Linked DNA regions of Homo sapiens: all the other regions are linked to region 2. A link is a contact called in ENCODE Hi-C or POLR2A ChIA-PET data. All regions are on one chromosome and are shown on one strand. Each heading gives the region's core, a stretch centred on a gene start or an enhancer-like site at or near the end of the contact. The rest is flanking DNA. Distances are from core to core; before and after follow the strand shown.

Region 1 (3,198 bases), core at 113-2,612, 540 kb after region 2:
TTGCTGCCAAAAGCCGAGCCACTCCTTCCCGATTCCCTGTAGCTGCATTTAAACCTATCTCAGCCCCAGATCTGTCACCCCCACCCCCGCGCGCGATGTGACCTTGGACAATGCCTCCCAATCCATCATCCAAGCCTCATTTCCCCTTCTGCAACGGGAAGGAGTGCTAAACCAGTGACCCCCAGGCTCCACGCAGTTCCAAACCGCCACAGTCCTAAGTCCTTTCGCCCCTACCCGGCGCCCGCCACCCTCGCGGCTGCAACCTCTTTCCCTCCCTTTCCGGAACAGTAACAACTTGGAGTTGTGGCTATAAATAAGCCCCAGACCGTGGGAACGCAAGAGTGAGCCAAGGCAGTAAAATGTAGCTGAATGCCTCTCACAACCACGGGCGGAAGTCTGGAAGAAATCACCGCGAGGCGAGCGGGACGCCCGCACAGGGGGACGCGGCGAGCCGCCCTCACCCGTCATCTGCGCCCGCTGCAGGTTCCGGAGGTGCTTCACTGTCATTTCCAGAATGTCCGCCTTCTCCAGCTTGGAATGCCGCGAGCTCTGCATAGAGTAGGCAAGAAAGGAAAGTGAGCCCCGTGTCAGCTGCTTCAGAGTGCTGGGGGTCCCTCCTCCCGGCCACGGAGCGCAAGCATTATCTCTGGACCCCAGCGAATAAGGCCGGGCCCTCCCGCCTGGGAGAACGCAGTACCAGCGAGTGCCAGACCCCGCAGGGCGGGGGGTTTCACTCTTAGTAGCTGAGAAAGTGTTTGTTTTTTAATTAAAAGAGCGAGCAGCATTTCCCCACTTACATCTTTCTTCAGAGCATCCAAAATCAGTGTTTTCAGCTGGCTCAGACTTTCATTTATTCTTGCTCTTCGTCTTTTCTCCATAATAGGCTTTGATGACTGCAAATAAAAAAAAGAGTTCTGTGTTCCCATGGAATCTGCCATCCCGGGGTTTCAAGACAGAAAGAAGCCCCCCAACCCCTACTTAATTTTGAGGGGCTGCAAAGAGATACAGGTACCGCCCTTACCTTTCTGTGCTCAGATGCTGTCTTTGGTTTATCCGGTGTCGTGTTGACACTGGCTGGGGTAGCAGCCACCGGGGACGAGGAATTTTTCTCCATTATATCAGCTGGCATTTTCCTTTTTTTTTTTTTTTTATCTCTAGAGAATTTTATTTTTGGAGTTCTTCACGAAAAAGAATTTTTTGTTTGTGTCTCTTTTACTTGAGACTTTCACAAAACTACTGAGCAAGTGCTGAGGGTTTATTATATTTTGTGGCTACTTGGTGATCAGTAGCGCTGTTCCAGGACCAAGGAGAGAGGTAGACGGGGGATTCCGCTGTTATCAGCACCAGCTCCGGATCCTGTGTGATCCCTAGGCCCTGGCGGCCTCTATATATATCTGGGACTGCACGCGAACGGCTCGTGTGAAACTTCCCAAACTTTCTTTCCCACAGTAACTTTCAGCCAATGGGAGGAGGAGACACGCGGCACCGCTCGTGGACCGCGCCCCCCCATTGGCCGCCAGGCACAAGGTCTGGCGGCCAATGGCGCGCGCCTGAGCCCAGGGCACCGGAGGCTACAACGTCAATCAAAAGGATTTTAACCCTTTGCTACTCTCCCTCTGGGCTTTGGTTTAGAGATTTTTTTTTTCTTTCCGCTTTGGTCTTGATCTTGTCTATTTCTTTTGGAGCCAGGGTCTTTGCTCTTTATGCCCTCTCTCATATGTAACAGAGCTGCTTTGACTGTAGTAAGTTCATTTGAAACATATTTTTTTTAAAGGTATAAACAATAAAGAAAAAAACAGCAGTGGTTAAAAGGGGGCGGGGGGAGGGGGGGACGGGTGTAAGAATGTGAGTTACCGACACATCTAAAGTTCCCGCTCAGACTTTACATTCAGGAGGGTGAAAGTAGATGGTAAAGGAAAAGGGCCAAAAAAATTTTCCTGTTTCCATGCAGAAAAAGGAAAAATTGCCTTCTACCTCACAAATGCAGGTTTTTCGGAGCAAGGTAGTTCTTGAATCCCACCCCCACCCCGTCTTTCAGAAATTCCTCGTTTGGATTTGGGGCCTTAGACCCCGGGCTTCCCCAGGAAACAATCAGAATAATTTCCAACTGGGTGGAAGGAAACGGTATTTCAAATGAAAAAATGAACAAGGGGGGCTCCGAGGGCAATGACTCAGGGACTCGCGCCCTCCTTCACCACCCTTTCCCTTTTCATCCGTAGGCTTTAGGTTCTGCGGCGCGTTGAGGTGGCGGGCAAGGAAGCAGCCTCTCCCTCCTCGCCCCGCGGGCGGCCTCGGCCCCCGGCGCCCGCGGGCCCTTTAAGAGCTACACCAGCCGAGCTGCAGTTTGACATCAGCCGGCCGGCGTGGGCGCGCCTGGAGCCGGAGCACGTGCCAGGATGTTTTATTGCCGCCGCGGCTGCGGCCGGGCCGGGAGGATGTGTGTGTGCGTGCGTGTGTGAGTGAGTGTGTGTGCGCGCGCCCCGGGGGCAGGGAGGCGGGGGGCGGCGACGGGCGGCGGAGAGCGGGGGCCGGTTCCTGGTCCCCGGGAGAAGCCAAGAAGGTAAATAGCAGCTGCTGTGCTCGAGCCTGGGAAAACCCCGCCCCCTGCGCCTGGCCCGGGCTCATTGGCGCGCGCTGCGTGTGGGGGGTGTGTGTGTGTGTGTGTCCGGGGCCCCCTCCTCCGGCCCCGCCGGGCCAGGAATCCGAGGGGGCGGCGGGCTGGGAGCCGAGCCCCGGCGCTTACCCTCTCTCCCCACCCCCGCCTCCCCAGGCCAAGGTCAGCTCTTCCCGGCGGGGAGCGCACACCCGGGGTGGAGAGTGGGGAATTCTTCCAACCCCCGCCTCCCCACCCTCACTTTCGGGCTTGGGGTTTTCACTCGGCCGAAAGCCGCATTCGCAACAGCCCGGGGGCGAGGTGGGGGCCTCCAAGTTTGCTCCTCGCCCCCGCCCTCTCCCCGCGGGGCCCTGGGCGCCCGCCGCGGTCACGGGATGCCTGACCGCACTTAGGAAGCGGCCGGGTCAGCCTCCTGCCTCCGCTCGGCGACTGCGGTTAAAGCGGCTTCGCGCCGCCCGCCCCTTCCCCGGGTCCCGGGCGGCCGGGCCGCTCCCCCTCACTACGCCCGGGAGGCCGCCGGCGGGCGCCCGGGAGGAGGCGGGCGGCGCGGGCGGCTGCGTGCTGCCTGCTGGCCGGGCCGCGCG
Region 2 (3,463 bases), core at 324-2,823:
TTAGAGCCACAGGCCTCACCCCAGAGCTTATGAATCAGAATCTGCATGTTAACAAGATTCCCAGGGGATTTATATGCACATTAAAGTGTGAAAAGCCCTAGGTTAAACAGATTCTTGATCCTATTTATTTCTTTTTGGCTGTTGTTTTAATTGACAACTAAAAATTGTTTATTACTTACGTTGTACCGCATAATGTTTTGATATATGTGTACATTGTGGAATGGCTAAATCAAGCTATGCTAGGTAATATATGCATTACCTCGATCCTATGATTTAAAAATACATGTTTGGCCAGGCGCAGTGGCTCATACCTGTAATCCTAGCACTTTGGGAGGCCGAGGCGGGCGATCACCTGAGGTCAGGAGTTCGAGACCAGCCTGGCCAAAATAGTCAAACCCTGTCTCTACTAAAAATACAAAAATTAGCTGGGTGCGGTGGCACGTGTCTGTAATTCCCGCTACTCGGGAGGCTAAGGCAGGAGAATCACTTGAACCCGGGAAGCAGAGGTTGCAGTGAGCCGAGATCATGCCTTTGCACTCCACCTGGGGGACAGCGAGACTCTGTCTCAAAAGATAAAAATAAATAAATAATACATGTTAACAACCCTCATTCCCCACTCTCCCCAGGGGTGTACAGGCTAGTGACAAGACTTGGGTTTATTCCTGACACTGCACGCACTCAATCTACGACTTGCTCAAGCTGCTTCCTCTCTCCAAGCATCAAAACAAAGAGATGGTTCTCTGGATCAATGAGAATGTAGTTCACCAGCCACTCTAAGCTGACTTTCTATTATTCCCATTATAGGGAAATCAAACATTCAAGTGAGGAACAAAAGCCCAGGCCTCTAGGAGTGGAGCTGGCTCACTGTTTTCACTTTCATTTTAATTATTTTTAAAAAGGGTAATGAAAATATAATTAGAACTGTTTAAACATTTTTTTTTTCTTTGAAATAAAGCGTAAGTCACTTCCTGTTGGCTTTTCCTACAACCTTGCCAAGCTCTGGAAATACTATTCAGCCTCTCATTCCAAATTCACATCCAGGCGAAGACTTTTCTCCCCAGTTCGCAGCTGGGGTCGGCTAGATAAACAAAAAGTTAGTTGCTGTGCTGGACCTCGGAGAGACCACACCTCGGGACGCCAGCAGAAAACCAGCGCTGGGAAACGCCCCCGTCCCAGCGCCACCGAAACACTCTTCCTCCGAGTCTCCGCGTCCTCCTGACGGAAGCAGCGGAAGGCGGAGCTAGTGCCGCGAATAGGAACCGCCATGTTTCCGACGTGCTCTAGTTTCTCGCCGGACGCTAAAGACCGACGCACAAATTAAGAATGGACCATTCTTTTAACTCAGTCATTTATCCAAACTCGAGACATTCGCCAGGAAATCTATCGAAAATTTCCCAGAACCATTTTTTCACTTATATTCTATAATACTGGTAAAATCGAGACGTAAAAGGAGAACTTGAGAACAAGTCATTCTGCTTTCCCCTCTCAAGTTTGAGCCTGAACTACTTGGGCTCGCTTATCGTCACTTCCGGGGATCGAACTGTGAATCCCGGAAACTGCACGCGCCGAGCCGGGAAGCTTCGTCCAGCGGTCGTGTTGCCATGGGCCGGAGGAGAGCCCCGGCCGGTGGGTCGCTGGGACGGGCCCTTATGCGCCATCAGACTCAGCGGAGCCGAAGCCATCGTCACACTGACTCCTGGGTAAGACAGACCATGTCATCTTTCTTATCTTTTCTGTCTAGCCTGAGTGCTGCAAAATTCGGGGTCAAAAGTCAGATAAGTTTTGCAGGAGGGACGCCTCAGCCGGGTTTTGAAGGATGAGTTGGAGTTTCTGCCAAGCTGAGTAGCAGGCCCTCCTCCTGGCAAGGCCCAGAACACAAAGGTAGGAGAAGCTTGAAAGAAGAGTTAGTGTGGTGATGAGGCGTGGAGTGAGAATCTGAAGAGTCTTCAATGCCAGGTCTTGAGTACGTTTGGGTTTTGCCCTAGAAGCCACTGAAGTGCTTGGAACTTCCAGAGCAGGAAAAAGACAAAACGTATTTTTGTATTGATTTGTTCAAAGAATGGATCCTCCAGAAGCGGTTGGTTACTGCCAGAAATATAAAATAATTCAGATCCTTGCCTCATCCTTGCGAAGCACCCCCTAGTGGTTTAGCTCAAAGATAAATCATTGATTTTTCAGGTGTGACAAGACCTAATATTTTACTAGGTTATAGAAGGATCTTTAAAAAAATGAATGAAGTGATTTGGCTTGTGTTCATCATTCTAGTCGTTATTTTCACCATTCATTCCCCCGGGAATGAATGAGAACATGTTGAGTGCTAAGATCGTGTGCTAAATTTAGTTAAATATGTCCCTGGAGCTAAGTAAGCGTGTGCCACTGTCACACCAGCTGACTTTCATCCATATAGTCTGCAGAGTAAACAGCATGGAGTGCTTATCAGTATTCATCAGGTCAGAGTTACTCTGGACATTAGATTACTGGTAATTTTTATTAGCTTTGAAGCAACTTGTTACTAATGAAGCCTTTTAGGAAACTGTGGGAAGATTGAACATGAATGGTAAAGAATTGGATCCTAATTCCTTATTTTTGCTGATTCTATGCCCACTTAAACTTTTGGCCCTTAATATTTATTTAGGAAATTCATTCATCATTCAGTTATTCATTTTTAGAGACAGGGTCACACTCTGTCACCCAGGCTAGAGTGCCAGTGGTGTGATCATAACTCACCAATTCACTACAGTCTCAAACTTCTGGGCACAAATAATCCCCCTGCCTCAGTCTCTTGAGTAGCTGGCATTACAGGTGCACACCATCAGGCCTGGTTGTTTGGTTTTGTTTGTTTGTTTTGGAGAGACAGGGTCTTGCTGTGTTGCCCAAGCTGATCACAAACTCCTGGCCTCAAGCAATCCTCCTGCCTTAGCCTCTTGAGGAGCTGGGGTTACAGGCACAAACCACCACGCCTGGCAATTTTTTTTTATTTGTATCTATACTAAGTATATAGCTTAGGGTGATGGTTATCAAACTCTGGGTTGTGTCTGGAAGTCAATTTAGTGGTCTGCAGCTAGCTGTTTTGTTTTGTTTTTATTTTTTCCCCAGCAAGATAGAGAAATATCAGAATGTTGCATGTAATAGGGTGTGGTTTCAGTATTCTTCTATTGCCATTTTACTGTACTGAACGGTACTTGAATGCTTGTATCATTATATGTACATACACCTTTGGGTCACTATGTAAAATGTATTTCTTATTGTGGGATTATATCAAATAAAGTTTTGACTAATTTTGACTAGCACAGTCAGACAATCTGGGTTCAAGTTCTACCTGTGCCATTTAGATTTTGACTATAGGCAAGTTATTTTATCTGCTGAAGCCTTAGTTTCATCATCAGTAAAATGGAAATACAGTAAAATTCACCTCAAAAGATTTTGAAAATTAATGAAATGGTGAAAGGGAACTGCCTATTGT
Region 3 (3,101 bases), core at 419-2,918, 600 kb after region 2:
CTTCTTTGTGGGATGATTTGCCGGTTCCTCGGTTTGTGGGATTTGGAGTGAAGGGTCCCTGTTTCAGTGTAGTCTCTACCCTGGGCAGTTAGATGCAGTAAGGGAGCTGGAGGTCCAGAGGAGTCACACAGAGGCCCAAGGGAAGCAGAATACAGGAATGGTGCCATCTCATAGGAACAGATCTCCACCCCAGAATCGGAAGTTCTATTTTTTTTTAAAGCAGTTTTCAAATTGTTTTTGTTTCTGTCAAATGGTTGCCAGAATAGTCTTTGATCAAGGTTTCCACTGCTCATCAGTAAACAGAGAGTTGTGGGAAGGAGTCCCGCCAGAGATTGGCAAACGCCCTCATCACCGACTCAGAGGCAAATGGCTGATCTCTGACCACAGGTGATGCTCACTCACACCAGGCTCTGGGCTGGAGTCGAGGCATAAGCACTGCCTTGACTCCCGCCCGGCCTACCATGTCCAATGGTGGGAGGGGAGATGACGGGGATGTCCCCGCTTCCCCATTCCCCATCTCTTTGGCGGTTCCTATCTGAATCTAGAAGTGCAAAGCCACCCCTAGCAAGCTACTTCTCCTAGTCGCTTTCCTCCTTGTAAACTGGGGGTGCCAACATCCCCCCCTTACTTCAGGGGCCTTTCAAGAATGTACAGAGTGGCTGGGCGCGGTGACTCATGCCTGTAATCCCAGCACTTTGGGAGGCTGAGGTAGGCGAATCACCTGACAGGGTCAGGAGTTCTAGCCCAGCTTGGCCAACATGGCGAAACCCCGTCTCTACTAAAAATACAAAAATTAGCCGGGCGTGGTGGTGGGAGCCTGGCACGAGAATCGCTTGAACCTGGGAGGCAGAGGTTGCAGTGATCACGCCACTGCACTCCAGCCTGGGCGACAGAGAGACTCTGTCTCAAAGAAACACCACCAAAGAATGTACGGAGTGGGAGTCAGGAGCTTTGGAAAGCGTATTGGCCAGTTGTTGCATAGGTGCGTTACGTGAGCGAGCCAAGAAGGGCTCCCTACAGCATGTGTGCGCGCGTCCATTCATTTGTTCGTTCATTCGTTCATTCATTCAGTAATTCATTCATGCATTCGACATTTATTCAGCACCTGGGTGAGACACACACTGAGATTCAATAAACTGCTGATCAAAGTTGTGTCTAGACGTCCAAGGGTTAAGCCGCCGGCGCGGGCCCCTCTGCGTCCCCCTCCGCCCCCGCCGGGCGTGGGGAAGGCGGGAAGGCGGCGCGGCGGGTGCCAAAGTCGGAACCTGCTCGTCGGCAGCTCCCGGCGCTGCCTTGACTCGCAGCCAGGCCTGGCGCGGCCGCCGGCTGTGGAATGTGTGAGCGCCATGTGTCACCGCCCCAGACTGTGGGAAAACGCTGCTCCGCTCACCTCCCAGCAGCTGCCCCGCGCCCGCCCGGGCGGGAGCCGGGAAACAGGAGCCGCCTGCCGCGGAGGCCGCCCGGGGGCACTTCCGAGCGCGCGCCGCCTGCCCGGCCGCCCCCGCGCCCGCCGCGTCTCCCCGCCCACACCCCGCTGCCACCCGGCCCCGGGCGCCACCCGCGGAGCAGGCGGCGGGAGGGACAGCCCGGCACGGCCCCTTTCCTGCCCTTCACACCCCTTCTGCTTCTCAGGGGACGCTGGTCCACAGACCGAGGCCCCGTTGCGCGCGGCCGCCTTCGGAGCGCCGCCCTCCTCCCGAAACCGGCCGGGGCGAGTGGCTGCAAGAAGCTGCGGTTTGGCCCGCGGGAGAGGGGGGCTTCCCCGCTGGGGTTGTCTGACGCGAACGCCTTCCTGGCCCCAGCCAGGCGCCCTGAGGTCAGGCCCAGTGGTGAGAGAGCTCTGAACGGGAGGCCCCACGCTGCCTGCTCCCCCAAATCAGAAACAGCCTCCCCCACCGGGGCGAGGCAAGGGATCTGCACCACCCCACGCGCTCCCGCCTGCACGGTAGCCTAGAGCCTGGTGTGAGCGGGAATCACATGTGCTCACACATCACCCAGGCAAGGTCTTTGAAGCCCAGCCATGCGGGCAGACGTATTCAAGGTCACCCTGCTGGGTGGCGGCAGAGCTCCTGTTGGAATCCACGCTCAGAGGACCTTCTGCCGAGCCCCAGCCCCAAAGGCATGGCGCCCTTTCTCTGCAGCATGGTGCCCCTCGTCGAGTTCCTGCCCCATAGAGAAGTTGGGAATGGGGCAGACGGGGGTGGGGGGAAATCATGGGTCCTGGGACCCCGACAGCTTTGCCTAAACTCAGCCTCATGCTGCGAGACGTCCCAGTCCGTCACCTCAGCCTGATTTTCTGGGGGTGCCCCACCTGACAGGCCTGGTAGTGAAGCCCCCATTGTATCCAGCCCTCTACGAGCACCTGGCATTTGTGTGCCTTGTTCCGGCTTGCCACCTCCTCTGTGGAAGTCTTCCCAGATTTGCCCAATCATTGCTTCCCGGTTCTCCGGCGGCCTTTGACAAACGCCTGTTTATGACGTTTGTGGCCCCCTGTAACTCATGGCCTACCTGTCCTCTCCTCCCTTCCGGAGTTTCCTGAGGGCAGAGACTGTGTTGCCCTCCTTTTTGATTTCCACACAAATGATTATTTGAGAACTCTGCTTATGGCAGCTGCTCTGTTTGTTGGCTGAATGTTATGCAATTTACCACTGGCTAGGAATCTCACCAGATGTGTGACCTTGGGCAAGTTGCTTAATCTAAGCTTCGGTTTTCTCATCTGTAAAATGGAGATCAACTGATACTGCGTCTAAAGTGACTTGTATAGTGGCTGGCACAAAGCAGATGCTGTGTGTGTGTATGAATGATTGCTAAAATACCATAGACTGGTGGCTTAAACAATAGTCATTTATTTTCTCCTGGCTCTGGAGGCTGGGAGATCCAAGATCAAGATGATGGCGAATTAGGTTGTTAGTGAGGGTGCTCTTCCTGGCTTGCAGAAGGCTGTCTGCTCACTGTGTCGTCATGTGACCACAGAGAGAGAGCAAGTCTGTTCTTATGAAGACACCAATCCTATCAGATTAGGGCCCCACCCTTATGATCTCAGTTAACCTTAATTACTTCTATAAAGGCCAGGTCTCCAAATACAGTCACACGGGGAGCTA

The links. A loop is a pair of places that touch in the nucleus more often than their neighbours do. ChIA-PET counts read pairs that join two places held with the same protein, here RNA polymerase II (POLR2A). Pooled maps may share reads with other maps.
Region 1: a map with no recorded cell type shows a loop between it and region 2 (22-fold over the local background). The contact joins the promoter of HES1 here to the promoter of LSG1 in region 2. A Hi-C loop is called at or near these places in 1 of 168 maps with a recorded cell type or tissue (naive thymus-derived CD4-positive, alpha-beta T cell), 5 of 37 single-sample maps with no recorded cell type and 12 of 50 pooled maps.
Region 3: a loop to region 2 is called in a pooled map, with 3 times the contacts of the local background. The contact joins the promoter of LINC02028 here to the promoter of LSG1 in region 2. A Hi-C loop is called at or near these places in 1 of 50 pooled maps. POLR2A ChIA-PET finds 5 or more read pairs at or near these places in 2 of 52 experiments (IMR-90 and activated CD4-positive, alpha-beta T cell).

What each region holds. Positions count from the first base shown.
Region 1 is chr3:194,134,312-194,137,509 of GRCh38, reverse strand. HES1 (hes family bHLH transcription factor 1) reads right to left here and starts at 1,362. Exons shown (of 4, transcript NM_005524.4): 1 at 1,022-1,362; 2 at 798-893; 3 at 462-549. The coding sequence starts at 1,129. RefSeq lists enhancers at 1,236-1,395, 205-1,404 and silencers at 2,395-2,934, 3,005-3,198.
Region 2 is chr3:194,670,301-194,673,763 of GRCh38, reverse strand. It overlaps LSG1 (large 60S subunit nuclear export GTPase 1), which reads left to right and starts at 1,573. Exons shown (of 14, transcript NM_018385.3): 1 at 1,573-1,700. The coding sequence starts at 1,602. LOC124909474 reads left to right here. Exons shown (of 3, transcript XM_047449428.1): 3 at 1-100.
Region 3 is chr3:194,069,537-194,072,637 of GRCh38, reverse strand. It overlaps LINC02028 (long intergenic non-protein coding RNA 2028), which reads left to right and starts at 1,668. Exons shown (of 3, transcript NR_136179.1): 1 at 1,668-1,816. LOC102724877 reads right to left here and starts at 2,549. Exons shown (of 6, transcript XR_002959666.2): 1 at 2,363-2,549. RefSeq lists a silencer at 1,471-1,650.